Linked DNA regions of Homo sapiens: region 2 is linked to region 1. Evidence: chromatin loops called from intact Hi-C (ENCODE). Cell type or tissue: endothelial cell of umbilical vein. All regions are shown on one strand. Each heading gives the region's core, and the rest is flanking DNA. Links, peaks and the distances in the headings are about the cores only.

The links. A loop is a pair of places that touch in the nucleus more often than their neighbours do. Peaks named below come from ENCODE experiments on the same cell type or tissue, not always from the same donor. Only the 100,000 strongest peaks of a DNase experiment are listed, where the experiment ranks them.
Region 2: it touches region 1 in a loop (10-fold over the local background); 11 of 110 quality-filtered maps call a loop at or near these places.

Annotation. Positions count from the first base shown.
Region 1 is chr2:172,471,747-172,486,433 of GRCh38, reverse strand. It overlaps ITGA6 (integrin subunit alpha 6), which reads right to left. Exons shown (of 26, transcript NM_000210.4): 6 at 12,169-12,379; 7 at 11,312-11,505; 8 at 10,749-10,837; 9 at 9,921-10,039; 10 at 6,695-6,793; 11 at 6,383-6,444; 12 at 1,492-1,652; 13 at 1,170-1,313. The region is part of intron 3 of PDK1-AS1 (PDK1 and ITGA6 antisense RNA 1); the gene reads left to right. Among named protein-coding and RNA genes, the nearest start is that of ITGA6-AS1, 13 kb to the right of the region's middle. In endothelial cell of umbilical vein, for the core only: no CTCF peak of the experiment used is centred there; DNase peaks (open chromatin) are centred at 5,453 and 5,763; H3K27ac peaks cover 928 bases.
Region 2 is chr2:172,703,194-172,719,448 of GRCh38, reverse strand. It overlaps a transcript of PDK1 not described here. Among named protein-coding and RNA genes, the nearest start is that of RAPGEF4, 25 kb to the left of the region's middle. RefSeq lists enhancers at 5,813-6,370, 14,430-14,599. In endothelial cell of umbilical vein, for the core only: a CTCF peak has its summit at 8,765 (motif pointing right); a DNase peak (open chromatin) is centred at 8,748; H3K27me3 peaks cover 435 bases.

The DNA.
Region 1 (14,687 bases), core at 4,155-6,654:
CATCTCTAGCTATGGAGCTGGGAATGTACACAAGTAATATTAACATGATAATAATAAAAGTACATAAAAGTATACAGAAATATAAGGAACTATATTTGGTGACAAAAATGATTGACAATATGCAGATGTAAGCATCAGCTCCTGAGACAGTGAGGACTCACTTCTGCAAAGCTGCCTCAGTAAGGCACCAGTACCAGCAGCCCCATAGTGGACAGACACTCATCATCAATTAGTTGTTTTTTTTTTTTTTTTTTTTTGGAGATAGAGTCTTACTCTTTTTGCCCAGGCTGGAGTGCAGTGGTGCCATCTCGGCTCACTGCAACTCCACCTGCCGGGTTTAAGGCATTCTCCTGCCTCAGCCTCCTGAGTAGCTGTGATTATAGGCATGCTCCATCATACCCGCTAACTTTTGTATTTTCACTAGAGACGGGGTTTCACCATGTTGGCCAGGCTGGTCTCAAACTCCTAACCTCAAGTGACCTGCCCGCCTCGGCCTCCCGAAGTTCTGGGATTACAGGCATGAGCCACCACACCCGTTCATCATCAATTAGATTTTGAAAGCAAGAACATAATGCCAAATCAAGCTGTCATAGCTGCCCGGGCTAACCTTGCACCTTAACCATCCTAAACCCCTAGCAAACAGACCCCACCTCATATGAGGTATCCCACAGGCCATCTAATACACATTTTTCTTCCAAAGATGACTTAGGCTATATTAGGCACTAAATGACTACTGTATGCTAATAATACTTTTTTGCTTTGCTGAATTTTGATATTCCTTGATTTTAATGTTCTGACTAGCAACACACTGCTTTCTACATTTCAGTATTCTCAATGGTAAGTAAAACACAATGTATTTTTCTTTCTATGTACAGCTAAAGGAGAAACAGTGTTAGAATATAAGCTCTACCATTTATAGTCTCGATAGGTTATAATGGCCAAAAATGAAGAAGGAAAATACGCTCTGGCCCCAAATTGTATTTCATGTTTTTATGTTTATTGCTAATTTGGGAAACAAGTCTTCTCTAACTTTGCGTACATTAAAAACATATTAACACAAAAGAATGGCCTTTAAAGCAAATCACTAGTTCTATTCCCTTCAAAGACATTTGATTTAGCATCATAAATGGCAAAAAAACTTTGGCAAAATGAAAGTCAGAGAGACTTACATCAATATGAGCTGTCTTGGGTTCATCTGAATTCAGAATTGGAAGAACTTCTGGAAGTGAATTCACTCGCCTACGAGAGCTTGGCTCTTGGATCTCCACTGAGGCAGTTATGGGAATGGGACGCAGTTTATCTCTGATATTATCCTGCATGAAAAGCATGCAGTCAGAGTTAAGTGGGGTGTACATGCTATTGGGGAATTCCAAAACAATGATTTTGTATTGATTAAGAGGTTGCCAGAATAAATTTCAGAAATCTGTATATCACCATATAACCTTTTTCTGTCCTCTTCATAAAACAGATGTGACCATCTGCAGCCCTCACCTGTAGCCACAGGGTTTCCTCCATGCACACTTTCTGTTTCTGCCTCTTCAGAGTTAGTTCTTGAGTATATTTGGGCTCAGAACCTTGGTTTCGAAACTGAACTCTTGAGGATAGCCCAGATTTTCTTCTTTCTTTTTCAGCTTCAAGTGTGCCCACAATTGCTAGATAAAATTAAAATCATATTAACGTAAGTGCATTCATGCACAATCCAGCCACAAGCATGTTGAACTCCTTTTAAGATTTTAATTCCTTGTAGAAAACATTGCCATTGTTTCTCTTCATATTTCCTGGTAATATGCATTTGCACAATTGTGATGGTTCAAATCAAGCTGTCTTTTCCTTCCTTTTGCTGTTAACAATGTTTCAAAGTTAAATTTTCATTGTGCCACCTGGGGGAGCTCAAGAATAAGTTAAAACCTTTCAGCAGCAGCAGTTATTAAGAATCAGTTTCTGGCTGAAGTTCATGAACCCACAGAATACTAACGATAAGCAGAGGAACCCAACACTCCCCCGAGCACCTAAACTGATTTTCTCCCTTTAAACCAGTCAATGCTTATTCAAGTGGCCTCGTGCCTTTGCTATCTGGGAAAGATCTCTAGAACAGCAGCATCTCCTGAGGGCCTGTGAGGATGCAGAACCTCAGGCCCAGTCACACCTACGGAAGCAGAATCTGCTTTATTAATAACAGCATCACCAGATGATTCTTATACGTATTAAAGTTTTAAGAAGCACTGATAAAGGATAGTTGTCTAAACAGAGGAATAATATATTTTAGAGATGGAGAAGTCTTTCGACAGTAGGATGAGACCTTTACCTTAACAAATAAAAAAGAGGATGGGCACAGTGAATTCTGCCTGGCATCCCAGCACTCTGGGAGGCCAAGGTGGGTGGATCACCCGAAATCAGGAGTTTGAGACCAGCCTGACCAACATGGTGAAATCCTGTCTCTACTAAAAATACAAAAATTAGCTGGGCTTGGTGGCGCATGCCTGTAATCCCAGCTACTCGGGAGGCTGAGGCAGGAGAATCGCTTGAACCCAGGAGGCAGAGGTTACAGTGAGCTGAATTCATGCCATTGCACTCCAGCCTGGGCAACAAGAGCAAAACTTTCTCAAAAAAATAATAATAAAGATAAAAAAGAATTACAAGGTAAATTATATATTTTTGAGTGGATGGAGGGCCTGTCGGTCAGCATAATATAGCTCCCACAACCAAACTGCCTACCTTGCACTGGGCTAGAAGGCACAGCCTGTTCTTGATAACCTACACTAATGGAACCTGGAGGGAAGCTAGGATGTGGATGATCAGAATCTCATTTTTTTACTTCAGAACGCATTCTTTGTTGGTTCATTAGATGTGGCTGCTAACTTTGTTTTTCATGGGCCAATACTTAAATTACTTACATTCATTAAGCAGTCACTAACCATCAAAAGGGAAAGCAAACCAAAGTGTGCAGAGGGCTGGAGAAGGCAATCTCCAGGACAAAAATCTGCTACAGAAAACACAGAAAATGAATAACTCACATTCTAATATTCACTTTAGAGTTGGAAGAGACCTTTTCTGGGGAGGCTTGGGGTCATACTGAGAGGGACAGAAGCAGCACCAGCTTCTGAGTCTCTATCACAAACACAAAAGGCGATTGCTTTCTACAGGGTCTTAGATGCCCAGGTCTCACTTGCCTCCTAACCACCGCAGGAGTCACTCCTTCCCTCAGCCAGCTGTCTTTCCCTTCTTTTCCCTTCCACCTCCCAGCAGTGTTGGCCTGCTTGGCTAAGCCCTCCCTTCCCCTTCAGATTTCAGCTTGGACCTCACCTCCTCCAGGAAGCCTGTCCTGGCCTCTCTTCGCGATCCTAGAGTATTCCATCTCTCCAGTCTCTACATTTAAGCCCACTACGCTGTGATTTCCTGATTGTCTCCCACAGTGGGGCAAAGCCGAGGACAAGGATCACATCAGTCTTATTCCCCACCACAGTCCCCAGCAACTAGCACAACACCTGATAGACATATGATTTATGGAACAGATGAACAGAAGTGGCAGTAACTGGTTCCCCACTTGCACACACATGCGCACACACACGATGTGACATTCTTATGCTGAATGTGAGCTATTCAGAACAAAATTTAGAAACACTGACAGTTTCAATAGTAATTTTTGTGTCCATCTGGAGAATTCTTAAATGTCACAGCTGCCAAATGGAATGCTCCCCCATTTTAGGCCTCTGCAGCCTTGACATCATCCATTTATAAGTGACCTGCTAGCTTCACAATGAACCAGATAAAGGCTCACACGCTGAGTGCCCCTCACAGCAAAAGTGCCCCTCACAGCAAAAGTATGGGAGGTGTGGGTGCAGGAAAACCGTTTATCTGCCAAATTCACTCTAACCTTCCCTAACCCTCCAGACAGTCCACATCATCTTAAAATCTTTGCAGGCCACCTTTGCTAACTGCTTGAGGGGCAAGCCAAGTAGAACACTCATTACGGCTCAATTATAGATATCTATATGTATGGAACACCACATCTGAGGACTGCTGAGCTAAAATAGCCCAGTCAAACAATAAGCTCACATTCTTGGCTACTGGGAGAAGATTTTAGATGTATTAACTTATGTAGCTTTGTAGAAGTTCTGTCTTAGTTCATTTAGAATTTACTGTGGAAGTAAAAGCAATGAAAGCAAATGTTCTTTGAATGTCTTCAAAGGAAAGTTCCACCCATAAAAGGCCATCCATAAACACTTGGTTAATGGAGTAGCTACATAACATAAAAGTAATACACATGGCATCAAATGCTGTGCTACAGCTAGGAGAAAGTCTGTATTTTATATAGGTGATTAATTTGGGGGAAGTCAAGGAGTGCTCTGATGATATTTCACATCTACAGTCAAACTGAGAGTGGTTTGAAAAAATGGCCATCAGAACAGAATAAAAATGTTTCCCCTTTTTCTCTGGCTGCCTAGTCAAAGAATCACTGTTTTCTCCTTGTCTCTCTAATTCATTCCAAACACTGGCAAAGGGCCCATTATCCAAGTGGGCTAGTGTAAGGTATGGCATTTGGGTAAAAATAACACAAATGATACTGAAAGGATGATAGATCCTGAAGAGTCACAGTATACATTTTCTTGTCATTAAAAGCCACACAAAGAATTGCTTTCTACACTCGACAAAATGCCGGCTGCATCAAAAAGCAAAGCAAAAGGCCACAGCTCCCCCTGTGCACGAAGTCATAATCCATCCACTCTAAGAATGCTTCGTGCAAGGTCTGCAGGTCCCATGGAGAGACCACACAGCAGGAGACGACCCCACAGAAGGGGAGACGGAGAAACCACCTGCAGACAGCTCGAAATCTGGAAAGATGAAGGCTAACTGAGCTTATGACACTGAGAATCAGGTGAAGGGGGACTTAAAAAAAATTAAAGACAGTACATTTATTTAAACTGTCCCTTTTCATAATTCACTGAACTTTATCACAGGTCAGTATCTTCATTCTGTTGTCTTAGTGGATACATTCATTAGTGTTATATAAAACTTCATATAAAGTTAAAGAAGAATTAGAGTACAGCTAAGAACAGAGCTGTGACGTGTGAGAGGATTCACCATTGCAAACCCTAGTCCTTATGTGGCTATTTTTTCCTGTTTCAAGCAACAACTTTAGGTTATTTGAATTAGGTTATATTCTGGAATATTATAAGGGACATCTTTTTAAATAAAGAAAACTACTACTTTAGATAACAGGGAGAACACTTCAGAGGACTCATTACCTCATAGTATCGTAAAGGCTGACAACCATATGAAAGGACAGAATGACCTTGTTCTTCACAAAGTGTCCCTTGGTGGCAGATACAGTACACTAGAATCCCAAACTGCCAGGACCATGGCCGGACCCGGGTTGAGAATTTCCTCATTCTTTTCACTTCCTCTTTGCAGAAAAGATTTTCTTGGAATTCCTATGCCCCTGGCCTTGACTCTGGAGCCAGGGGTCAGGTGACTCACAGCTGAAGAAGTGTGGCTGCTATTAAAACATGCCAGAGGAGAGCTTACGACGGCCACTATTGTTAAGAGTATCATTAACGGTGTCAAAATTCTTGTCAAAAATCCTGTGTTGCCCCATAAATATATACACCTACTATGTATCCACAAAAATTTAAAAAAATCTTACTTTGAATTACAAAAAAAGGAAGCAGAACAGTATCTAATAAATGACAAAGTGCTTTTCATGTCTTCTCAGTTGATCTCCAGCACAACTGTATGCACTAATGACTACTAGGCATTGTTCTGAACGGACAGGAAAGCAAACTCATATGTTAAGGGACTTGCCCTGTGGGTCAGTCAGTATCAAAGCTGAAACCAGGAGCAGAGACCAGGTCTCTGACCTCTCAGGGCCGGCTTGCAAATTCCCTAGGGGCCTGCTCTTGGGAACACAGGGCGGGTGTTCCGGGAGGGAGGGGCGTGGGGAAGAGAAGGCAGCCTGGCAGTGACTCTGTGCTGTGCTCTGGCTCCTGCCGTTGCCCTTTCACAACCACCAGCCACCACCCACCACCTCACAACCACCAGCCACCACCCACCACCTCACAACCACAAAATCAATTTTCCACACTGCTTTTCAAAGACAGAAATGGAGGAAATGGTTGTGGTAGCAAATAAGTACTTTTCCAAGCCATTCTGTCCTAAACCATCTGCTCTGGAAAACTCAAATGGCGACCAAGTGGAGTTTTTTTCCTCCCTCACGGTGCTGTGCCCTCCTGATTAAAAGGGAGACAAAACATACACTTAATTCTTTACACCAGAATTGACAGACCCATGTTGGCCACTGCAGTTTTATTTTTCTGTGATTTATGCAGAACTTTCAACCTGGCAGACAGAAAGTAGACATATTTTAAAGGTACTAGGTACTTACATATTGAAGGATTATAACCAGCGGGGTTAGCAGTATATTCAAAACAGGATTTAACCTGGAGGCTGAATAAAATCAAACACATATTTCTTAAAAGATCCATTATTGCAGTGGAAAAAACCCAACATGTTCCCTAGCTCTCCAATCCCCCCAATGCCCATTGATGATCAACATGTTATAAAAACACTTGACAGACCCTCTTCCCTTTGCCCAGCACTCCTGTCATCTTCCCTGTGGCTCCTCAGGACAATAGAGTCATCATGAAGTGGAGGTGGGAAACTGAGGGGGATCCCACCAAGACAGAGGGATGCTCACCATATCCCACTAGGCGCCCCACACGCTGTTTTCTGGCGGAGGTCAATTCTGTTAGGAGTTACTGTGATGGTTTTCTGAATATTAATCACAGGCCGGGATCTGAAGACAAAAGGAGTGAAAAACAAGCTCAGCCTCTGTTACCTTGAATGTGAGTCTAATTCACATACTAGAGAGCATCCTTAGCTGCCCAGCACAGCTTAAAAACACAGGAAAAAAAATACACGTGACGTTTTCCCCCATTGCTGAAGAAAATAACTGTTAATAGATATAAATGTATACAATGCAGAGCCTCATTATACAATATTTGTTTAAAAACGTACACACTTATGAGTACATGTGCAACATGTGGGGGTTAAAGTAAATATTTTGTCTCCATTCCCACCCGAACACCCAAGTAGCCTTGTATGTTCTTCCAGACACGTCAGTTAAAATTATCTAAAATTAAATATTAAAATATATGTATAATTTCAACTAAATGGGAACTTAATTGCCATTGTTCTGTATGTGGCTTTTTCTCATCCATTTCAGAGGTCTTGTCCTGTATATACACATAGATCTAGTTCACTGTTTTTCACACCTGATGGCGTTACACTGTATCAGTGTAACATCCTTTATTTAACCAGTACCTAATCGGTAGACATTCACGTTGTTGAGCTTTCTGCTTTCACAAACATCATCTGTGCACACACTTGAGTTTATCTGTGGGATAAATTCCCAGCAGCAGAATTTTGGAGTCAAAGAATATGTGCATTTTTAATTACGAGTAGTCTTGCCAACATACCCTCTGGAAGAATTACACCAACAAACACCTAATACCTGAGATGCTCATGATCAGCGTGTCTACAGTATGTGAATTAATACAGGCAATCCTGAACTTGGGAGTCTCCATTGTACAAACACTTGCCCTTCTCTTCAGCCTCCCTCGGAGTCTCCCACCCACAACCTTCAGTCTTTGCCTTCCTATTGCCAGGATTGACAACTTTTCTACCCCCACGATATCTCTGCAAGCAAAAACTTAAACTTTTAAACTTCTTCCCATCTCTGCGCTGCCTACTGCAACCCCGCAAACACTTGAGAAGCTGGAATCCAATTCCACGCCCTACTCTGGTTCACCATCTGAAAACATCTTTTCGTATGTTTTGGCTGCCCTGCTCCCAGCAGCCACAGGGGTCTCCACGGGTCTGTGGCCCAACTGCTGCCACAGGCACAAGAAATGCAGGTATGCGGTGGGTTGAGGGGTATGAGTGGGTGAGGAGGCCCACCTCCATTGCTCCCCACCAGAACTCAGAATGGGGCCTGGGGTTTCATTACCACGTGGATTCAGTTAGGCTGACTCTGATGGGCTTGTGGTAAACCCAGCCATTCTGGAGAACAGTGTTTCTACAAGAAAATGCATTCCAAATCCCAAACAGCTAGCTCGAACTTCTGGAATCAATCTGTTGGTAGGCTAGAGCACAAGTCCATTCACAGTGAAGGTAGGGTCCAATAAAGGGTCAAATACTGCCCACATTCCCTGTTTTTCCATTTTCCTTTATTGTTTACCATTCTATTTTTATTTTACATTTAGACAGCTGCTAGGTTCTAAGATACTAACTAGATACATTCTTAAGTTTTGAGAGCATATTTAAAAGGCACAGTTGCCACAGATATAGTATTTTACATACTGTAGAATTTTAACAGACATTTCTGCCTAGAACATATTTTGTTTTTTAAACATACAACACACAATTTTGAGGGCAAAATATACATGAATTATGAAAACTGTGTCTTTTAACATAGAAAATAAGTCTTATTAGTTTGGCTGCCTCATGTTTAAAATTGGTGTTTATTTACTAACTACCCTGAAGTGCTAGTACAATTTAGTAGAAAAAATGCACAGGATTCAAGTCAGGAAGATTTAGGTGCTACATTCTGTCCTCTCAGGCTCCAGCCTTAAAAGCTCAAGCCAAGTCCTGGGCCTCAGTTTCCTCATTTGTAAAATAAGGGGAAGTTACTCCTCTTCTTATCAAAGGGTTGTTGAATTCTACTTTCACACTATCTGCAAGTAAAGAGGGAACAAGTGTACAGGGTTGACAGTCAACCTACTTATGAGGACAGGAAAGTAAGGATATTAAAATATCAGTTACACATAGACAGGGGCAAACATTTAACTGACTAAAGTTAAGTCATCTATTGTATTGACAAGGAGAGATAGCCCAAGATTAAATAAAAACCAGATTAGACAGCAGAAGTTACAGTGTAGCCTTTTGATGATACCCTAAAAGTAGAGAAATGCACACAAGTTTTGTGGAAGATGGGAATAATGTACTGGATTTTCTATAATTCTATATTATTAACTTTAAAAAAAATAAATCTGCTACTTTTTGAAAATTAAAAAACAAACCAAAAAAAGCCTCCAATTTTTAATGGTGATTTCCAGCAGTGATGAAAGCGCTGGTTAAAGGGAGACTCAAACACCACGGATGGGAAATGTCGCACCATTTTGGGAGGTCATCTTGGCGAAACCGAATCAAAAGTCTTGAAGCACATATATCAATTTCACATCCAGGAATTTATAATAAGGAAATAATCAAGGATATAAACAAAAGTAAGAATGTTTTCCACAGCTTTTTATATCATGGGAGCAAAAAAAAAAATTGCGAAGCAACGTAACCATCCAGTGAGAGCAAGGCAGTTGGTTAAATAAGCTCTGAACCTGTCAGAAGATGCCTCACAGACAGTTGTTAACTTCATTTTGGAAAAGTACTCAGTGACATAGGAAAAGTCTACTATGTATCCTAAAGAGACAAAAGCAGGTTACAAAATTATGCACAATTATGGTCTTAATTTTGTTAAATATACATGGTCCAATCACAGAAAATAAAATAGAAATCAAGATCTTGGAGTTTAATAATGCATGGTGAATTATAGGGGGTTTCCTTCTGTATGTTCTTTGTACTGTCACATTTTATATGTGTTTTGTTTTTTTCATCATCAAAATTAAGGTTTTAAAAATATATGAAGTAAAAATTCTAACTTGGATCTATGTTTTCCTCAGATACTTTAAAAGATTTTAGAAAATAGGTTGTTATTACATTGTTTACTAACTTCAAAAGAAAAAGAAATAGCTTCACAATTCATATAAACCTTTGAAGTATAGGTATGACAAATTTCAGTCCAAAAGGTCAACATTTTAGTATAACCTGATTATAGAACATGCTTAACACTAAAATCATAGATAACAGACCTGAAAATAGTTACTGAATCTGAGAGGGAACCAACAGCAACATCAGGGTAGGAATTTCGATCAAGGTCCATGTTTCCAGCAATTGAATATCCAAAATAAGGTGATATACCCTTGAGAACCTGAAATACACAGGGCATCCGAATGGACATTAGGTTATCACCATGAGCTTCTTAACAATGCTTTGAAAAAGACACACAAGTTTCTTTTGAACTGAAATTTGAGAGTTCACTTATAAGTAAATTATATTATATACAAGTCATAAATTTCTATATGATCTAACACTTCATACATTTCATTTCATAAAAGTCATCCGATTTACATAGTATCTCAAAGCAGAAAAGAGCCCATTTCTGATGAGCTTGTTTATTGTATTAAGTCAATCAGGCCATTTCAAACCAAATCTCCCTACCTTCCCTACAAGTCTTATTTTTCTCAAAAGACATTTTTAATTTTTGGTGTCTACATTCTCCATGTAGTTACAGTCATTTATTTTGTTTGACCAATTTCATCTCTATTTAGTATGCTACTAAAGAGAATATATCGTATTTCCTCTTATCTTAATGCCGTCAGGGTAGAATAACATTCATTTGCTTTGGATTACCTTGATTCCTAACTTATCTAAGAAATTTTACAATTAGAACAAGCAAGTCATTACATTTATATATTTATTTTGAAGGTATCTTCTAGTAATACATTTTTAAAAAATTTATACTATTGTGGACTTGTAAATAAAATAAGATTTGTGTGAAAAGTCACTTAAACCTAAATATTTTATTATAGGGCAAAAAGTTGAGACTCTAGCTGTAGAAATCCCGGTTATTTGGTTACCTGTGTTGGTTTGGTATTTATTCCATTTGCAGATCCATGATAGATAAAAACCTTTCCCAAGTCATCATACGGAGCTCCAACTGCAATATCTGTTGACAACATCACATTTTAACATTTTAACAAACGCTTTAGAAACACTCTAGTAAAATGTTTTAAAGTAAGATGACACAAGCACTATTATTTATTTGTTTGGCTTTTTCGGGGTTTTTTTTTGTTTTTTTTGAGATGGAGTTTCGCTCCTGTTGCCCAGGCTGGAGTGCAATGGCGCAATCTTGGCTCACCGCAACCACTGCCTCCCGGGTTCAAGCAATTCTCCTGCCTCAGCTTTCCAAAGCTGGGAGTAGCTGGTATTACAGGCATGTGCCACCACACCCAGTTAATTTGTATTTTTAGTTTCTCCATGTTGGTCAGGCTGGTCTCGAACTCCCGACCTCAGGTGATCCGCCCACCTCAGCCTCCCAAAGTGCTGGGATTACAGGCGTGAGCCACTGTGCCCAGCAGCGCTATTATTTAAACAATCAAATAATCTATAAATCATAGCCATTTCATAATCTATTATCTACCTGGGTAGCCATCTTGATTAATATCTCCAATATTTTTTACTGCAATGCCAAACATAGAATCTTTGGTTCCATTAAGACGAATTGGCTTCACATTATTCCATCTGCCTTGCTGGTTCATGTAGACATACACTGCACCTCCAACTTCTCCATCTCTATCAAAATACTGTGGGGCTCCAATAACTATATCTTGCCACCTAAAAACATAATGAGGGGAAAGAGCCGTGAACCAACAGCTAACATACCAGCAACACCAGTCTAGGTACTAAGGATACAAAGACATATAATAGAAAGGCCCTCAACTCCAGAATTTATGACTCAATTATAACATTTTTTAAAAACCAAGGTAGCCTATAATAAACGCCCCAAGAAAAATACTAAGGGTAAGAACTCAAAGCCAATTTCTCGAGTTAGAACCATAGTACAGCAGGACTCCCATTAAGACCTCACTGTTCTAACCCCCCCAACTGGCACCAACAGCCACATATCTGTTTTTTACTTTATCACCAATTCCTGTTTTCAACGGGAGCTGATGCTCCATCAGCCCCATATGAAACCACAGAACAGAATCATGCAAGTGTTTTCTGAGTCAATTTTTTTCAAATTTTAATTCTCATAGACTCATGATCCCAACATATAAGTAAAAACTGAAAATCAAAAATATAATCCTATACGCTGGGGAGGGATATGAATGTCTGTCTGCTGCCATCATAGAAATGATAAAGATAGGCTGGTAAAAATGCGGCAATAAAAATATTCTTTACGTCAATGAACCTGAAAGGACGGCTCTTCTCCAGTCGTATAGAAGCTAGTCAAAGCAGAAATGATTTGCAGCATAATATAACCTGAGGCTTTCTCACCCATCCTTGTTGAGGTCCACCACCGCCACATCATAGCCAAATGAAGAGGCCAGACCTTCTCCATCGAATATGTGCTCAGGGAGGAGATGTGCAGACTTCATGTCTCTCTTCAGCAAAACCACGGCTCCACTGTGATTGGCTCTGGGAGCACCAGATACAAAAGTGATCTCATCTTTAGAAACAATACCTTTCCCTGAGTCCAAAGAAAAACCTAGAAAAACAAAATATATAGAGCCCCTCACATCAATCCATATATTTTAGGCCTATGACATTGGTAACTCCATCATTACCTCTTCCTCTGGCTTCCCACCCCTCTCTCCTCTTGACCCTCCCACCAGCTATCACATTCGTAATATGAGTGACAGAGTTCAGATGTGACACAAGGACAAAGTCCTGGGGCTAGCTAATTTACTGCTTTCTATGGATATTAAGACTTTTAACTAAAAGCACCTATGTATAACTTGAATTTTGAAGTATTCATACATCTTAAGAATCAATTTCCACCCTATTTTAATATTGGAACTATGGTAAAAGGAGATCAAGCTAGATACTGAATTGTCCAGGAATAATTTGGTTATGTTACATCATATACACAGAGAATATATAACCTGACTGGAAGCATAATTGAGTGCATGTTACAGGGTTCTGCTGTAATTTAATGACCAGTATTTTTACAGGAATAAAATAAAATTGAAGAAAAAGTAATTAAGCTTGGTAAGAGGCATCAACTCTTTGGTAATCAGACAAAAACAAATGCTAACATCATTAATACACCATAGATAGCATTTCATTGTTTTGGACCAACTTAGTTCTCAGACACAAACATGCAGACAAAACAATGACTGATGATACATGGTATTTGAGAACCTAGTATAAACAACAGAGGTGAGGAAGTTGTCATTGGTATCAGTTATATACTTGTTCAGAGGGCAGAAAACATTAGGACACACCCATTATAAAGCATCAGGTAGGATGTCAGATTACAAATAACAGATCTGGTGAAAAGCAAATAGAAGTGCCCATATCAAAACCATTCAAATTAAGTAAATGTTTCTATAGAAAGGTGAGGCAGATGCAGAATAATATAAGCTCACCCCCTTTATTGGGTTTTACTTATGAAAAGCTTCACCACTACCGTTGCAGTTCTCAAATTGTGAAGTGAATTGAAAAACATGAGCCACCAGATTAGAGGGCAATATGGAGTCCAGCTCTTACAACCATCTGGCCACAGAGCCCCAGCCATGGCATGCTTTTTGTGTGTGCTTCAATGGAAACAAAATAGGGCATAAAAAGATTTATGCTCTGTATGGATCAAAAAAAAAAATTTAATGACCACAACCAAGACAATTTATTTGTCGTCGCAGAGGTCACAAACCTAGGTAGCTATTCATCATCACATCAGGGAATGTGTCAGGCTGCTCCCGGGGAGGCCGTGTTTTATAAACAAACTGATCAGGATCTGTATAGGAAACGCTGGTCAAAAACAGCAGGCCTGTACGCATGCACGGGACGGAAGAAATTGAAGAAAAAGTAATTATGCTTGGTAAGAGGCAGGACAGCCACTGCTGTTCTCGCTGGATGAGGAGGCCACCACTGCATCCGGCAAGCTGCTCTCATTGCCAGCTTCCAAAACCTCAAGCAGATCGTTTTGTTCCCCCAAACCCTCTGATCTTTTGAAGTGACAGATTCCACACAGTACAGACAAACCGAATGTAACAATATGAATTTGATTTCTTTCTCAGGCATTCACTTTTGAGGAAATCCATTCTAAAAGTGGCAAATGTGTTTGAGAAAAAATGCTTCATATTTTCAAATGTTCTGACAGCAAGTAAATTTATAAAATCCACAGCCATCCATCTTAAAGACCAAAGTATTGGTTTCTTGGCCAGTGCAATTACAATCAAGTATTTTAATCATAAGTAATCCCTAAATGAAACATTCTGAGGTAAGGTCCTGCTCTGTTGCCCAGACTGGAGGGCAGTGCTGCAATCACAGCTTACTGCAACCTCAACCTCCCAGGCTCAAATGATTCTCCTACCTCAGGCTCCTGAGTAGCTGGGACTACAGATGTGTACCACCACGCCTGGCTAATATTTTTGTATTTTTAGTAGAGAAGGGGTTTTGCTGCATTGGCCAGGCTGGTCTTGAACTCCTGGCCTCAAGTAATCCGCCTGCCTCAGCCTCCCGAAGTGTTGGGATTATAGGCGTGAGCCACCAGGCCCGGCCTGAACAACTTATTAGTGCGTGTTTACTAGCACATTGCTTGAAATTATTCATGTATCTATACCTGTTTTTTCGTTTTTTACTTTCCATTCTTCCAGTAATATCCTAACATCTGGGTACTTTTCTTCACTTTCTTTTTTTTTTTTTAAACAGGTTACTATTTGGGTTTAGACTTTTTTTTACATTTTTTCCAAGAAATGCACAGTAATTATTCTTTTTGTCAACTCATACCAAGAATTAAAGCTTTTAAAAGCCTTTGTGTAATTACCATAATGTACATGAATAACTTAGGACAC
Region 2 (16,255 bases), core at 7,568-10,067, 230 kb before region 1:
ACTGGAACCATCATACATTGCTAATGAAAATATGAAATAATACAGCCACTTCAGAATATAGTTGGTAAGTTTTTTTTAATAAAGCTAAACATACAGTATGATCTAGCTATCCTCTCTTAACCATTTACCAAAGAGAAATAAAAACCTATTTTCAACCAAAAACCTGTACACGACTATTTATAGTGACTATTCATAACCTCCAAATGCTGGAAACAACCCAATTGTCTTTCAGCTGGTGAATGGATAAAGTGTAGTACATCTATGCAATGGAGTACTACTCAGCAGTAAAAGCATGAACTGCTGTCACATGCAGCAACGTGGATAAATCTCTAATGTATTATGCTAAATAAGAGGAAAAAGACTAGAGGAGCTATATAATGATCTAATTTTTAGTACCTTCTAGAAAAGGCCAGATTATAAAGACAGTAAATAGATCAGAGCTTGCTAAGAACTGGGGTAGAGGTTTTGACTAAAAAAAACCAATTTTGGGGGTGATGGAACTGTTCAATATCTTGAATGTAGTGGTAGTTGTACAACTTTATGCTTTTGTCCAAACTCATAGAACTGTACATTTAGAAAGGTGATTTTTAAAATATATAAACATATACTTCACAAAAATAATAAGTAAACACATAAAAAGATAAATAAAGACAGGGACTCTGGCTTCCTGACTTTTTCAATCCTCTATTATATTGCCTTACAAGAAGATGATGCTTATGGTCTATTGTATTTTGGCCCAGAACATCCCCTACCCTTTCCTAGGGCCTTCCCCATGAGACCTTGCCTTATCACCCCAAACGGAATCACTCCAGAAAATACAAACTCACTCAACATATTCTGTTTGCTAAAACAAATTCTATAAGCCTACAATATACTACATCACATTTGATTTAAAGTGTATTTAACATCAAAGACAAATTACTCTGAATGCTATATTAAAAGAACTAACTTTTTCTAAAATATATCTTACAGATCTCAATTTTTGTGAGCCACATCTAATCAATCTCTGATCATTTCAATAACATGCATATTTTTATATCTACATGAAAATGAAAATTGTAACAAAATATGGTTTCATTTTTTATGGAAGTTTTTTACTTTGCCTTCCTTTCATAATTTTGGATTTCCCCAGTTTAGGATGCTAAAGGGCAGTGAGAACATCTCTTCATTTCACTAGCTTCATTATTTCCTTCCATGAGTGTGGAATTTTACCTGTCTCAAACTAACCTGTTACCTAAAACTAAAGGCTGATTTCTCTTTTTAGAAAATACCATTTCAAATGGAATTTTTATGATTACAAATTTTACATTCTTATATTCAAATTTTTCAGCAAATTACATTCCATGTGACAAATTCCTGGTTTCTTCTACTTTTCCATTATGAATCATCTCAAAAAAAGATCAGCAGATTTCATTTACCCTTCCCCAGGAAAAGCAGGACATTCCTCTCTTCAATCTGGTAGCTCTCAGCTCTATTGGAATAACACCCTTTTTATAAAACAAATGTTTTGTAATGTTTCCTTTGCTATCTTAAAATGAAGTGTCTTACACATTACCGGATGTCTAACACCCTTAGCTCCCACCTACTAGAGGCCAGTGAGCTCCATTAATCATTTTGACAACCAAAAAAAGCCCCTCACATAGCTCTAGGTTGTCCTTGGGTAGGAGGAGAGTGGAAACACCACCATCAAGAACTACCAATTTAGGGCATATTTCCTTAATGGCAAAGCAATGTTCTACTTCAAAATACTAATAGGCTTGGAATAAAGAACAATTTATTCGGGAGGTGAGGCAGGAGAATCGCTTGAACCCAGGAGGCAGTGAGCCGACATTACGCCACTGCACTCCAGCCTGGGCAACAGAGCAAGACTCTGTCTCAAAAAAAGAAAATTAGTCCAACTTAATCAGGTATTTTAGTAACAAGTATTTTAGCCAAGGATATAGTTTAAGTAACAGGTTTAATAGGAAGCGTAGTAACTAAAGGTAGTTTATTAGTTTATCTGTTATTACACAACCAATTACCCCAACATTTAGCAGTTTAAAACAACAAGCGTTTATTATTTCACTGTTTCTGAGGGTCAGGAATCTGGAAGCAGTTTAGCCCGGTTGTTCTGGCTCGAGGTCATCCATGAGGTTTCAGTCAAGCCAGGCTGCAGCCATCTCAAGATCCATCTGGAGCTTGAGGCTCTGCTTCACTCACATGCACACAGGTTTAGTTCAGCCATACATGGGTCTCTCACAACATGGTTTCCCCTAGAGTGAGCAATGAGAGAAAAGCCGTAAGCAGTTCTTTGATAATGTAGTCTTGGATGTGAGATACCATCATTTCTGCCATATTCCATTGGCCAACCCTGGTACAATGTAGGAGGGACTCCACAGGCTGTGAATAACAGGAAGTGCAGATCACTGGGTGCCATCTTGGAGGCTGTTTACCCCAGGTAGGAATCTCTACATCTCTAAATAAATACGAGTACTCCAATCCACACTCAGGTTTTAATTTTATTGGACTGTAAGGGATTACTTCACAGAACTGAGAGAAACAGAAAACATTGATGAAGTTTTGTTCCAATTAAATAGAAACTGTTTCTTAGCAACATGAAAATATCATTTTAGTGATCTGAGGCTCAGAATCACAGTTTTTCAATGTCTATTTTTACCTCTGTATTTTAGATTTATTCAACTGCTGAATGTGAATAAAATTCCATTTAGCAATATCACAGGTAGAAGTAAATCTGAAAAACAGAATATTTGAACAAATACATATATATTAATTTTAGCAATAAGAAAATAAATTATTTATTAAGCCAGAAAATTAGGCCAACTTAGGCCTGGCACAGTGGCTCACCCCTGTAATCTCAGCACTTTGGGAGGCTGAGGCAGGCGGATCCCCTGAGGTCAGGAGTTTGAGACCAACCTGACCAACATGGTGAAACTCCATCTCTACTACAAATACAAAAATGAGCCAGGTGTGGTGGCACGTGCCTGTAATCCCAGCTATTCGGGAGGTGAGGCAGGAGAATCGCTTGAACCCAGGAGGTAGTGAGTCAAGATTACGCCACTGCACTCCAGCCTGGGCAACAGAGCAAGACTGTCTCAAAAAAAGAAAAAAAAGAAAATTAGGCCAACTTAATCAGATATTTCAGTAACAAGTATTTTAGCCAAGTATATAGAAATGGTGTAGGTTGAGAAATATGAAGGTGAATGTGTAGTCCAAGTAAACACTTAAAAAAATCAAAACCCTATTTCTGACATAGTTTTGCCTTCACATTATTAATGAGTATGCCTTCTACACATCCATCTTGATAACATTTTCAAAATCTCAAAGGCAGGACATCAACTTTGTTCATTTTTGCTAATGGATTGAAGTTTCTGAAAAACATATAAATCCTTTATAAATCTGTGGCAATTTTTCAAAGGAGGATAAAAATCATTATAATCTAATGAAATGTTCTCTGGTTCCCTAAGAATTATTAATCACAATTATGATACTCCAGATTGTGACCTGTATGTTTACTAAATACCTTAGGAAAACAGCATGATAGTTTTATTTATTTCATTTCTAGATCACTAAAAAGAATGCTTATTTGAACTCTAGCCCTTCAAAGTATCTTAAAACAAAATTTAACATTAAGATGAGTATGACCTTGTTTGAATGTTTCCATTACATTTTGATTCTTATTATACTACTTTCTTGGGAGGCAGTTCACATGTAACAATTTTCATTTTTTTCCTTATGGACATAAACTTTCACTCAAAGGTGGAAGAGCACTCATCTCCCATCATGTGTTCTTTGCCTGTGTCCCACCGGCTGTTCACTGTCCATTCTGTGAGGTTGCATTCCCATGAGGCGGGCAGTTGTCACATAACAACTCAAGCTTCTGTGAACAGTCTCTCACAGAACAGCCTGATGAACCTCCTAGGCAGGCTTTGTGTCGCTGGGCTTTCTAAAAAATTTAAGTAAACTTGAAATACATAGTGGTGGGCCTCAGAAGTCTCCACTATGGTCTTCAAACTGGAATTTGTGTGGGAGCTTTCAAAAGGGTATGTAATCTTGGATGGTTTTAAGGGACTCACTTTGCAGAGCCTCAACTTCCATAGGCTTAAATCTGAGCTGTCTGAGAACTTGGGCAAGGCATAGTGCTCCATCTCTTCCCAGTTCCTCATTCCCAGTCACCTTGACCCAACTTCTTAAAGTAAAGGCAAACCTCTCACCCATCAGGAATCCTGCTATGGGGTCTTGGCCTGGGGTGTCAGTGCCTACAGGGAAGCTGCCTTGATCAAAACACTGGTTTGTGTCTCTGCTAAGTGATTTCAAGAAAAAAGGAATACAAATTCCCCCAGTTATTCCTGCTGGTCAACATTACATTTTCAAGTATCCAGAACATATATTAGAAGTGAGTTAGTGTTGTATATTTTCTTGTACATTTATTCAGACTCATAGGGAAATTCTGTAAATAACTATTCCATAAAGATAATTAGATATAGAAAATCTATATTCATTTTTCATTTGGGTGCATTTTCTGTTTGCTCTTATCGGTTTTTATCAGTTTATTCTATCCTATAGTGTACTTATTTAGAGGCATAGTAGCTGAACAAAATTGGATGATGGATTCTACTATAAATAGTCATTAATACAACTTCTATAAGCCATACATATAAAAATGGCCAATAATTGCTTTTTGCTGTCAATTACCACAGTATCCAGTCACATTCTAGCAATAAGTAATACATATCTATTGACATATAACCTAATTTAAAAAGGAAAAAAGCTCCATTCATCTCATTAAGAGATATAGTTCTAGTAACATTTTACTTGTTATCTTTATTGATTATCAAATTTAATAATACATTTATTTGTTATATTTAATTGTATATTAATAACTGTGATAACAAAATCTAGAAGAAAATTTTACCACTCAGCTTTATCAATAAAGAAAACATACATTTTAATTTCAACATAGGCATATTTTTGATACAGAAAAGTATGGTAATATAATTAATTCTAAAAAAACTTTCAAATATAAAGAAAAAATTTTGTGGGTAAAGTTAAATGGAAATACAAGGTCAAGGGAAAACAGGAACAATGTAAATTTTCCTAATCTTAGAAGAGAGGTTGTTCATATATTTTTAAAGTTAAGATAGAGCATATAAAACTGTTCTGGTATTTAGATTATATTGTATATGTTGAAAAGAGTGATGTCATAGGTTTTTGTTAAAAAGTGTCAATATTTATATCTTTTGTTACTATTTAAACTTATGAGAAAAATTTCAGATGTTAACATAAAAATGTGTGAGAAGGCACATTGTTTTTCAAAACTATTTTAAGGAGTACGCTAGCAACAAAAAGTACTACTCTAATGAAGTGAAATAAATTAGTGGTACCAGTGTTTTGTTCCCAGATCTACTGTAAAATCAGGCATTTATTTCCATTTCTTCATCTGTCGTCTTTTCTCCAAATATAAAATGGGTATGATAACTTTCCTTGTGGCCAGAGGTGTCTGTGCAGCTCTTGTGAGGAAAAAACTTGTGTAATAGTGATGGCAGCAGTGGCCTATCTGGAAAGGCTGCTGAAAAGACACTAGCTGCAGCCAGGGCTGTGCGCTCCATGGAGCCGGGGGAGCCGGGAACAGACGGGATCCACACCCCCTTCCCAGTTGAAGGGGCGGGAACCTTGCCCTCCCGGACACAGCTGCAGCCACCCAGCTGCAGGACCTGGGCATCCCTGTGCTTCTGGAGGCCCAGGAAGTCCCCCTGTCCGCACAGGCACAGAAGTGCCTGCCCGCGTTGCCTGGCCTCTCCCTGCTCCCAGCACCCGCTCCAATTTCAAAGCAAAGTTGTGACCAAGCCCAGGTGCTGTCACAACCGGGCTGGGTGTGCACATGCTCAGGACAGTGCTGACACGCCAGCCCCCTGCCTCCTCGGCCCCCTCCAGACTTTGGGCACCAACAAGCATGAGAGAGTGGCCAAGGGGGCACTGTGGGCAGCTCGGCACGGGCCTGGAGGCATCCCTCAGCTCGAACAGCCTGGGCACCATGAACAGTGGCAGGGGGCAGACAGGCTCCTGGGCAGAAAGGAGCTAGTCCCCCATAAAACCCCACCTGAAGCCTGGGGACCAGGCTGCCAGTTCCACGGACTGGAGTGAAAACTTACAGTACTTTTTCCAAGCCCACACATGGCTGCTCATGGACCAATCAGCACATAGGTCCTCCTCTCTGAAGCCCATAAAATCCCGGACTTGGACAGATGGCAGGACGACCTCCCTGCAGAGCGGAGCTACCCACCATGAGTCTCCTCTCCAGTGAGAGCTGTACACTCTGTACAACCTGCCTGTGGATAGGAGCTACCCACTCCAGGTACTCCAGGTCTCCTCTCCACTGAGGACTGCAGAGACATCAGAAAGACCTGCCTGCAGATAGGAGCTACCCACACCAGGTCTCCTCTCTGCTGATGGCTACAGAGACATTCGGACAGCCTGCCTGCAGAAAGGAGCTACTCACTTTGGGTCTCCTGAGAGCTGAACTGCTGCTCAATAAAGCACCTCTTCACCTTGCTCACCCTGCAGTTATCTGCATACCTCATTCTTCCTGGATGTGGGACAAGAACTTGGGACCTGCTGAATGCTGGGACTGAAAGAGCTGTAACACAAACAGGCCCAAAACACACCCTCCACCCCTGCTTGCCACATTGTGGGCAACAAGGAGAGAAGAGCTGCAGCTCTTTGGGAAGCCCAGATCTAGGAGTTCCCCAAGCCACGGCTGTGACACCCTCTTTGGGGCTCTGTGGTTCCTGGTATCTCCAAGCTTCAGGTGCCACTGCATTCCCGGGTGTCCACAGTGGAAGCCGCTTGCAGTACACCTGGTCCAACCACAGCCTAGCAGGAAGCCAGCACTCATGCCGGCACCTGGAACTGCCCACCCCACCGCAGCTAGCATGCCTGGCTGTGTGCAGTGGCTGGACCCCGTGCTCGCTCACACACCCCTCACCGCCCTGTGCCTAGCTTGCCCTTGGCAGCCATGGGATCGGAGCCAGTAGCGAAAGCCAAGTGAAGCCTGCGAGGCCAAGAGAGCAGAAAGAGCCCAGCGGCCCAAGCAAAACTCGGGCAAAGGTGCCGACAGCCACAGAGGTTCCTGGCTGGTGAAGTGACAACCTAAGGATCCCATGACAACAATAATAGTAAAAGCCACATTATATGTTAAATTACTTGTGAACTATTGCAGGTTAGAAATAAAAGTACTCACTTATCTTGTTCTTTTTATATTTGTTACAATTTATTACAGGGGAAACTGAAAACCCATGGGTTCTAACAAAACAGACAATTCAGAATCTTAGAGGTTTAAGACAATAGTTTCTAACCTAGTCTTTTAAACCTATAACCTTAACAGTCTTAATATGACTCTATATGCAAATAAACGTAAATATATGTACATTATATATGTAAATATATGTAACTAATATATATGTAACATCTTTTAACAACAACAAAAATATAAGACAGATAAGAACATATTCCTAAATGTTCTATAATCTCTTCCTCTCCTTTTGAGCAAAGGGAACTCTTTTTTTTTTTTTTTTTTTTTTTTTTTTGAGCTAGGTTCTCACTCTGTTGCCCTGGCTGGAGTGCAATGGTACAATTACAGCTCACTGCAGCCTCAACCTTTCGGGCTCAAGTGATCCTCTCACCTTATCCTCCCGAGTAGCTGGGACGAAAGGCCTGCACCACCATGCCTGGCTAATTTTTTAATTTTTATGTAGAGACAGCATTTCACTATGTTGCCCAGACTGGTCTCGAGTTCCTGGACTCAAGGGATTCACCAGCCTCTGCCTCCCAAAGTTCTGGGATTACAGGTGTAAGCCACTGTACCCAGCCATAGAGAGCTGTCTTGACAGCCTTCTATAAATTTATAGATGCACAATTTGCCTGCATCCAAATTCCTATTCTCATTACCATGTGATAACTTTGGTTGCTTCCATTAAGGAATGGAAATATATTAGTTTATTCACACATTTAACCATTATTTATTAAGCATTTCCTGCGGACCTAAACTGCTTGTACTAAACTGCTGGGCAAAGAATTGTTACTTTATTTGGAAATGTAAACTGTGAGGGTGGAAGGTAGGGACAGAGTGGAAGAGGAGATTAATGCACTATCTCTGAACTAAAATAGTTTGGAAGCAGATCTGAAAGTTCTGGAAACACACTGACACACTATGGCTCTTTCTGTTGGTCACAAGAGACATCTTTATGTCACTATTAATGCTAAACATTTCTAGAAGTAAATTGTCCAGCCAGTGAGGACAATTGCTGGAATGGAATAAGAGAAGAAAATGTCAGGGGAAATTTGGCATAGTCAAAATTCCAATCTAGGCTTAAAGAGGATGCTCTCTAAGCTCTCATTTACAACCTAGGAAAAATTTTAGTTTTGCAGTGAAAGTTGGCATAGCCACCAGTTGGACTAAATAACTTCCAATGTGCTTTCCAATAATAGGCTTGTATCAGGTTACACTCAGAGCACAGAATCACATTGAGAGAATTTAGTTACGTGATGTAATTGTTTAGTGGCATGAGAGCCTTCTCCACAATGTGGATATAATGACTCACTCGACTGAGAATTAGAGCATCCTTGCTTTTGCATGGGAATGTTTTGCTTCCTCTAGGGTGGCAGCAAAGGGGTAGAGCTGAAAAGAATAAAAGGTTGAGAACTACCTGTCTGTAGCTTGACAGTCTGACAATTTCACTGATCTCTGGCACCTCCAGCAGAGGGCAGGCTGGTATAGAGAAAAGAAGGAAAACATGAATTTCTTAATTTCCTTTACAGCCAGTCCTTGCTTTGCCCAGTAGTGCAGGACCATAAAAAGGACTGTGCATGCCTAAACCATGCAAAGCAATCTTCATAACTTTCCTGACCTTTAATAATTGTTGTCAAAACATTAAAACTTTGTATATGTATAAGGAAATGTCAAAACATTAAAACTTATACATGTATAAGGAAATGAAAAAATACTAAAACTAGCATGTTATTTAGCACATTGTAATTTAAAATATAAGAAACATTGGAATGAAAGTGTTTTATTTCTTTGTGAAAAATATATTAAGAGTACTTTGAATTATGCTTTCAGTCTTCTTGTTGCAGAACTCATGGTAGGAAACAAGCATCTTTCACATGTCTCAGCTGATTGTCATACTCCTTTGTGAATTTGGATCAGCTTCCAACATGTTACCCTTTGCATTTTGGATGTGGTGAAGTATCTCTAAGAGTGCCTTTACCGTGAAAGTTTTTTCCAGCATCGCTTCCTCTGGCACACCTTCATCCATTTCCTCACAGCCACTTTCGTCACTTACGTCATGAGTTCACCTGCACTAAGTTCCCCTGGCTGCATACCCAGAATCTCTCCAGTGGTAGCAGGGTCAACATTCCCAGGGTCAGCGATTTCCTCTATAACTTCATTATGTTCACTTCAAATTTCATTTGCAGTATTATCACTTTTTTTTTCTTTACTGCAATTTCGTCTTTGTTGGCAAACTGTCTTTTTCAGTTATTCATTTTTGTAAAATGTCATGTGGGTTTATCACTGAGCGATAAGAAGACCATACTACCATTGCTGTCCATCACTGAATTGAATAACAGATGCACCGTGACCCATCAGGAACAGACTGGAAGAAGTGATGTGATCAGTTGCTGATCATTGATGCATATCCGTTATTTACATAGTGACTTGTGAACTAAGAGCTAGCAGCAAAGTTGGCACTTTATGCAATTTCTCACAGTTAGTATGCCATGGTAACTGAAATTTGAATTGTGCCGTTGGGTGACTGCTGTTATTTAACTGAATGGTGGTAACTGAAATTGATACACAATGTAACCATTCGAGCAAGGACTACCTGTATTTTCCACATCCACCCTCACAAAGAATGTATGAAAAGTTTGCTGAAATTAAGCAAGAATTAGCTTCAAGACTGACAGCAAACTTATTTGGGATGAGCGTTGCCTTTCCTTTTCCCTAACAGAACTAACTTCATTTCTTTTTTCAACAAAACATATTGATGGGTCATTTGGTAGGTGGACTCACTTAGCACTCAGGGATGACTTTGATGAAATACAAGAATATATATTTCTCTGAATAAGAAAAATAAGATGTTTGAGTTTTTGAAATAGTGAGGGGCTGAGGAACTGAGAGGAGCTGAAATAGCTGAAAGCAAGTTGTGAGGAGAGATGGTCCCACAAGACGAGAGGCTAGGACTCCAGGAGAAAAGATGGCTTAGGGTGGTGGTGGTAGTAGATGTATTGTTTTATCCATCTACTGTTTTTTAAATACCCTTAACTATTTTCCAATTAATTTTTATTTTATGACATCATTATACCTGCAAAGGTTTAAAAACATAGTGCTAAATGGCTACAAAAAAAAGAGAGAGAGAGAGAAACAACAAATCTCTTTATCAGCTGTCTTTTTGTCCCATCTCTGACTGCAGCTATCAATTACAGGTTGAGCATACCTAATCTGAAAATCCAAAGTGCAAAATGTTCCAAAATCTGAAACTTGCTGAACACCAACATGATGCCACAGACGGAAAGTTCCATACCTGACCTCATGCGATGGGTCCCAGTCAAAACACAGGTGGACAACACTAGTTTATTCAGCATTCCCAAGGGAAAAATGAAATTACCTTCAGCCTATATGTATAAGGTGAATATGAAACATAAATAAATTTTGTGTTTAGACTTGGGTCCCATCCCTAGGGTTTTTCATATTATATATATGTACAAATACTTCGAAATCAAAAAAATCTGAAGTCCAAAACACTTCTGATCCCAAGCCTTTCAGATAAGGAATACTCAACCTGTATCAATTATTTTGGCTGTTTTTCCCAGGATTTATTTCCATATTTCCCAATGATATATGTATACTGCTATTTCTTAATTTATCTTTTTTGTCATTATTTCGTGAGAAACTATTAAAATAGTTGATGATTTAACTCTCTTAAACCAAGCCACACATGTGCTTGCACACTCCTCTTGCTACTATCCTCCCCCTACAGTTAAAGCAATTATAGTATTATGACAATTTAAATATCAACAAAAACCAAGTTTTTGTTTTCCTTAGAGTTACTAGCAACCATAGTTTTAATTTAATTATCTATCACTAAATCCTGTTGGCAATTTTTCTTTTTTTTTTTTCACTCTGTCGCCCAGGCTGGACTGCAGTGGCACAATTATTGCTCATTGCAGCCTCTACCACCCAGGCTCAGGTGATCCTCCCACCTCATCCTCCCGAATAGCTGGGACTACAGGTGCACTATGCCCAGCTAATTTTTTGTAGAGACAGGGTTTCACCATGTTTCCCAGGCTGGTCTTGAACTCCTGGACTCAAGCAATCTACTCACCTCGACCTCTAAAACTGCTGAGATACAGGTGTGAGCCACCACGCCTGGCTGGTCATTTTTCTAAATGGTTTTATCCTCCATGTATTCCCCACTCCCTAAGCACTCTGCTTCCCTCCTCCACAGTTCTTATATACTGGTTGGAGAATTGTCATAGTTAGTATAATGTGGATTTGTAAATTCCATTTTTCTGTGGAAACTTTAGAACTTTAAGCAAACATTTCTATTTTCTAACAAATGAAGATCCCTACAACAAATGTGTGGTCCCTAGTTATAAGTCAATGGTTTTCAGAAAATAACTATTAACACACAATTCTCAAGACTTTTGTTTCTGGGAAGATGGAGTAGACATACTTTTCCCTATTCCTCCCTCTATGTATAACCCAAAACCTTGAACATTATATATAAAACGAACATAAGATTCTGAAAGGTGGAGTGAAGAAGACAGACTGGTCAGGGACCTCAGGACCCAGGGAATGACACAGCTGTGAGTTCCCGGGTTTTGCTTTAGTCTTGTATATCCCAGACCTGGAGCTGTCGAAGCTGGCAGCCTGGAAGCACCAAGGAGTCCCGTGCAGACAATAAATGCCCAACAAACCTCTGCTCTCTAGCCAGAGGACTAGGAAAGGGGTACCCTGGCAAATCAGAAAACTTTCAGACGATTTCCACTCTAGCCTAGTCAAACATCCTAGACAAACTGTGGTCCCACTCCCGCCCATGCCAGCCCAAGTCTGCTGGGGAGCCTAGACTTCCAACCACACCAGGCTGTAATGACAAAGTGCCCCAACCTTCCTCCCGCTCCCAGGGTGGAATCTGAGGAGACCAAGTACAGATCAGGACTTTCATCCCTGACAGGTGATAAGGAAGTCCCCACACCCTGTGGTAGCAGTGGAGACCACATAGGGAACCCAGACTTGGACTCACATCCAGAAAAACAAAGCCTCCCTACCCTTCCCTGCTGGTGGGGTATCAGAGGAGGCCTACCAGAGAGTCAGAACTTCTGCCCGTGCCCAGTGGAAACAACGCCACCTCCCACCCCCATGGTGTCAATGGAGGCCACAAAGGAAGCAGTAACTCCCTCCTAGCTGGTGGTGTCAGTGGAGGCGGAGTGGGGAGCTGGAACTCCCACCTCACCCAGCAGGAACAAGGAGACCCTCCCCCTGGATGATGTGGATGAAAGCTGAGAGGGAAGCCTGGAATGTTACCCTCACTGGCCAGTAATGGAGTGGCTTTCCTCCCCACCTGCCCTGTCAAAGAGGTACCAAAAGACTGCTAAGACAGAAAGCTCAAATAAGTGCCAGAGGCACAAACAGAATACCCCAAAAGGATGAGAAAAGACAATTGAAGCCCAGCGTGGGTGCTCACATCTGTAATCCCAGCACTTTGGGAGGCTGAGGCGGGCAGATCACTTGAGCCCAGAAGTTTGAGACCAGCCTGGGCAACATAGTGAGACCCTGTTCCTATAAAAACACAAACACCAATTAGCCAGGCATGGTGGCACATGCCCATGGTCCCAGCTACTCTGCATACTGAAGTGGGAGGATCACCTGAGCCTGACAAGGTCAAGGCTGCAGTGAGCCGAGATTGTGCCACTGCACTCCGGCCTGGGCAACAGAGCTAGACCCTGTCTCAAAGAAAAAAAAAAAAAAGACAATTGACAGACACCAACACCAAGATCAGGATGACAGAGATGTTGGAATTGTCTGACAAAGATTTTAAAGTAATCATCATAAAAATGTTACAATAAGCAATTACAAACACACTAGAAACGAATCACCAATAATTCCTCTGACTGAAAAAAAAAAAGGCAATCCTAAAAGGTTTTACACTGTAGCCTTGTATCAATTCCATTGAAAGGACATCTTGAAATAACAAAATTGTAGAAATGGAGGACAGATTCACAGTTGCAAAAGGTTAAGTAGTAAGGAGGGACAAGGGTGTGGATATTACCAAGCCACATGAGAGATCTTTGTGATGACAGAAATGTTCTTTATCTTGACTGTGTCAACCTTAATATCCTGATTGTGATAACTGACATACTATAGATCTTACCACTGGGGGAAACTGGGTAAAGGGTGAGTGGGGTCTCTCTGTATTATTTCTTACAACTGCATGAGAATCTACAGCCTTCTTCCTCTCAAAGTAAAACATTTATTTGAAAACCTCACAATTCTCAATACTACAAGTAAGTTCTGTGCCCTTTTCTGTAAACAGATTTAGAAACTCAAGTTTACAAAGGCAAAATACAGAATAAGTATATTTAACTTAAACTATAGAGCAACTGTTTTGTAAATATTCTTTATTCTTCCTTTTCAAACAGAGGGTAATGGTTAATCCCATCCTTAACATTTGCAAAGTTACTTGTATAAATAGTTTTTTCATTCAATATTTCTTATTAAGCATGATTAAAACTGACAGTCTGATACAACCATCATTTAAATTGAGTGAAGATTAACTCTAAGTATTAGAGGCTTATGACAATTTTACTCCACATCACAACTGAGTACAAGCCTGAGTCAAACTGAGTAATAGATCTTTCAGAAAGCCTGGATTATGGTAAAGCGAAACATACAGTGGCAGGACCTGTACTTAGGTGACAGTAATAAGATAGGGCAGAATAGAGAGAGTTTCACTCAAAGATTCCCAGGGTTGGGCAAACACCAGAGATTTGCGTAGACTTAAAATGTCAAGAATTAATGATGCAAAAGGCTGGACACTCAGAAATTCCTATAGGAATCATTCTGTAAGAAGATCAATCTATAGGAAGAAAGGGACTGTTGGACCTTAAATGTTTTAGCAAAATTTTCAAGGCAAATCCTTGGACTTTGGATACTTTTGTGGGTATTTTTGAAGGATACATCCCTACAGTTAGACTTGCATTAAATTTTGTACATTTTTTTGTACATTTTATACAAAATTTAATAGATATGGATAAATCTGCCCGCTCAAAGTGTATCAACCATTAACTCACAACAGTATATGAGATGGTCAGTTTCCTCACTGCCTATTTAAATATTCACATTTTAATCTTTCTTTTCTGATTACTGAGTCCTATAAAGTTTTCCACCTTTTTTGCTGGCCTTTGTTTTCTCTGTTTGTTAGAAGCAGATCCTGGCATTTGTGTTCTTCTTTGAGCTTGTAGAACTGATGTGATTTCCAATTCTTTGTATTCGGTTGATATTGGGACTCCATAACTTTTTACCTCAAGAGTACGGGGAAAAGTTTCTAGAACTTCCTTGTTCAATCCTGGCTACAGTTCTATGTGACCATTTCTTCACTTAGCCTCCCAAAGTGGGAGACAGATGAGGGAGAGCGTCTGTCTACACAGGGTTGTAATTTTATACACATATATGGCTTTTGGTTGTTTCCCCATACCTTATCAGGTGGGTACGTGCTAAAATAAAGCACATAAGCATCTGGGTTTTTGTGATGCTGAGCATGGCATTTTTAAAGACTGTGGTGCTTTGGATGTGGGCTCAAGAGTATACCCTGGCTCTCACACTCTGTAGAACCTGTCGAAATTGATCCTTCCTTAATACTGCCCTCTTGTGGGCTCTCCTGAAAATACTACTTCCCTTTACAGAGATTGTAAACCTTGGCATTCCCTGTGATTCTCAATGTACCCCTTAAGCTGCCCTGTATTCTGAGAAGAAATGAGAAAGTAATCCCTTTCACCCCAACTCAGTCATTCTGACACATGGACCCCAACTGTCACAAAACCCCGACTGAAAACAGCCCCTTTTCATACTGTCAGCTGCCCTTCTTTCACTAGAAGACAGAGTCCCTGGGAGCCCTGTGGGAAGGAGACACCACTTCGCTGTGGGAAGTCTCACCATCGCTGTCGTGCCAGGAGCCGTTGGAGTGTCCCCTTCTCTAAAGCCATGTCAAGCACAGTAAGAATAAATAGAGGGGAAGTGGAACCGTGAGAACATGCTCTTAAACCCTATTTTACAGTATTCCTTTGTTAAATGAAATGAAAGCAATTACAAGAGAAAAAGTAGGCCGGGCACGGTGGCTCACACGTGTAATCCCAGCACTTTGGGAGGCTGAGGCGGGTGGATCACTTGAGGTCAGGAGTTCGAGACCAGCCTAGCTAACATGGTGAAACCCTGTCTCTACTAAAAATACAAAAAATTAGCCAGGTGTGGTGGCACGTGCCTGTAATCCCAGGTACTCAGGAGGATGAGGCAGGAGAATCACTTGAACTTGGGAGGCAGAGGTTGCGGTGAGCTGAGATCGCACAACTGCATGCCAGCCTGGCTGGGCGATAGAGCGAGACTCTATCAAAAAAAAAAAAAAAAAAAAAAGAAAGAAAGAAAGAAAAAGAAAAAAAGGAAAAAGAAAGAGTGATGAAAACTTACATAAAAACACAAAGTGTGAGGAGTTAGAAGTCAGTAAAAGATCTTTAAATACCATCCTATCTAAGATGACTTCCTGGCTTCCCTCGGCTAAAATTAATTTCTCCCTCTCCCATATTTTCTTTGATTTTTTATTTTAATTTTAGCACCTGCTTATTATTGTCGGGTTGGGTCAGAATTACTTATGATAGCAGATTGTGAGTCTCTGAAGGACAGGGACTCAAGGCTTTGAACCTGTCAGGTGTCTTATGGTATTTAATTAAATAAGATAGGAAAATGATATAAAAATGGCTTTGATGGAAACAATCTAGGTATGTTTTCTGTGGCTGCAGTAACAAATTACTAGAAACTCGGTGGCTTAAAACCACAAAAATATATTATCTCACAGTCCTGGGGGCCAGAGGTCCAAAATCAGTATCACTGGGCTGAAATCAAGGTGTCGACTGTATTGTACTCCTTCAAAGGATTTAGAGGAGAATCTGTTGCTTGACTCTTTCAACTCAACTCCCAGTGGTTGCCGGC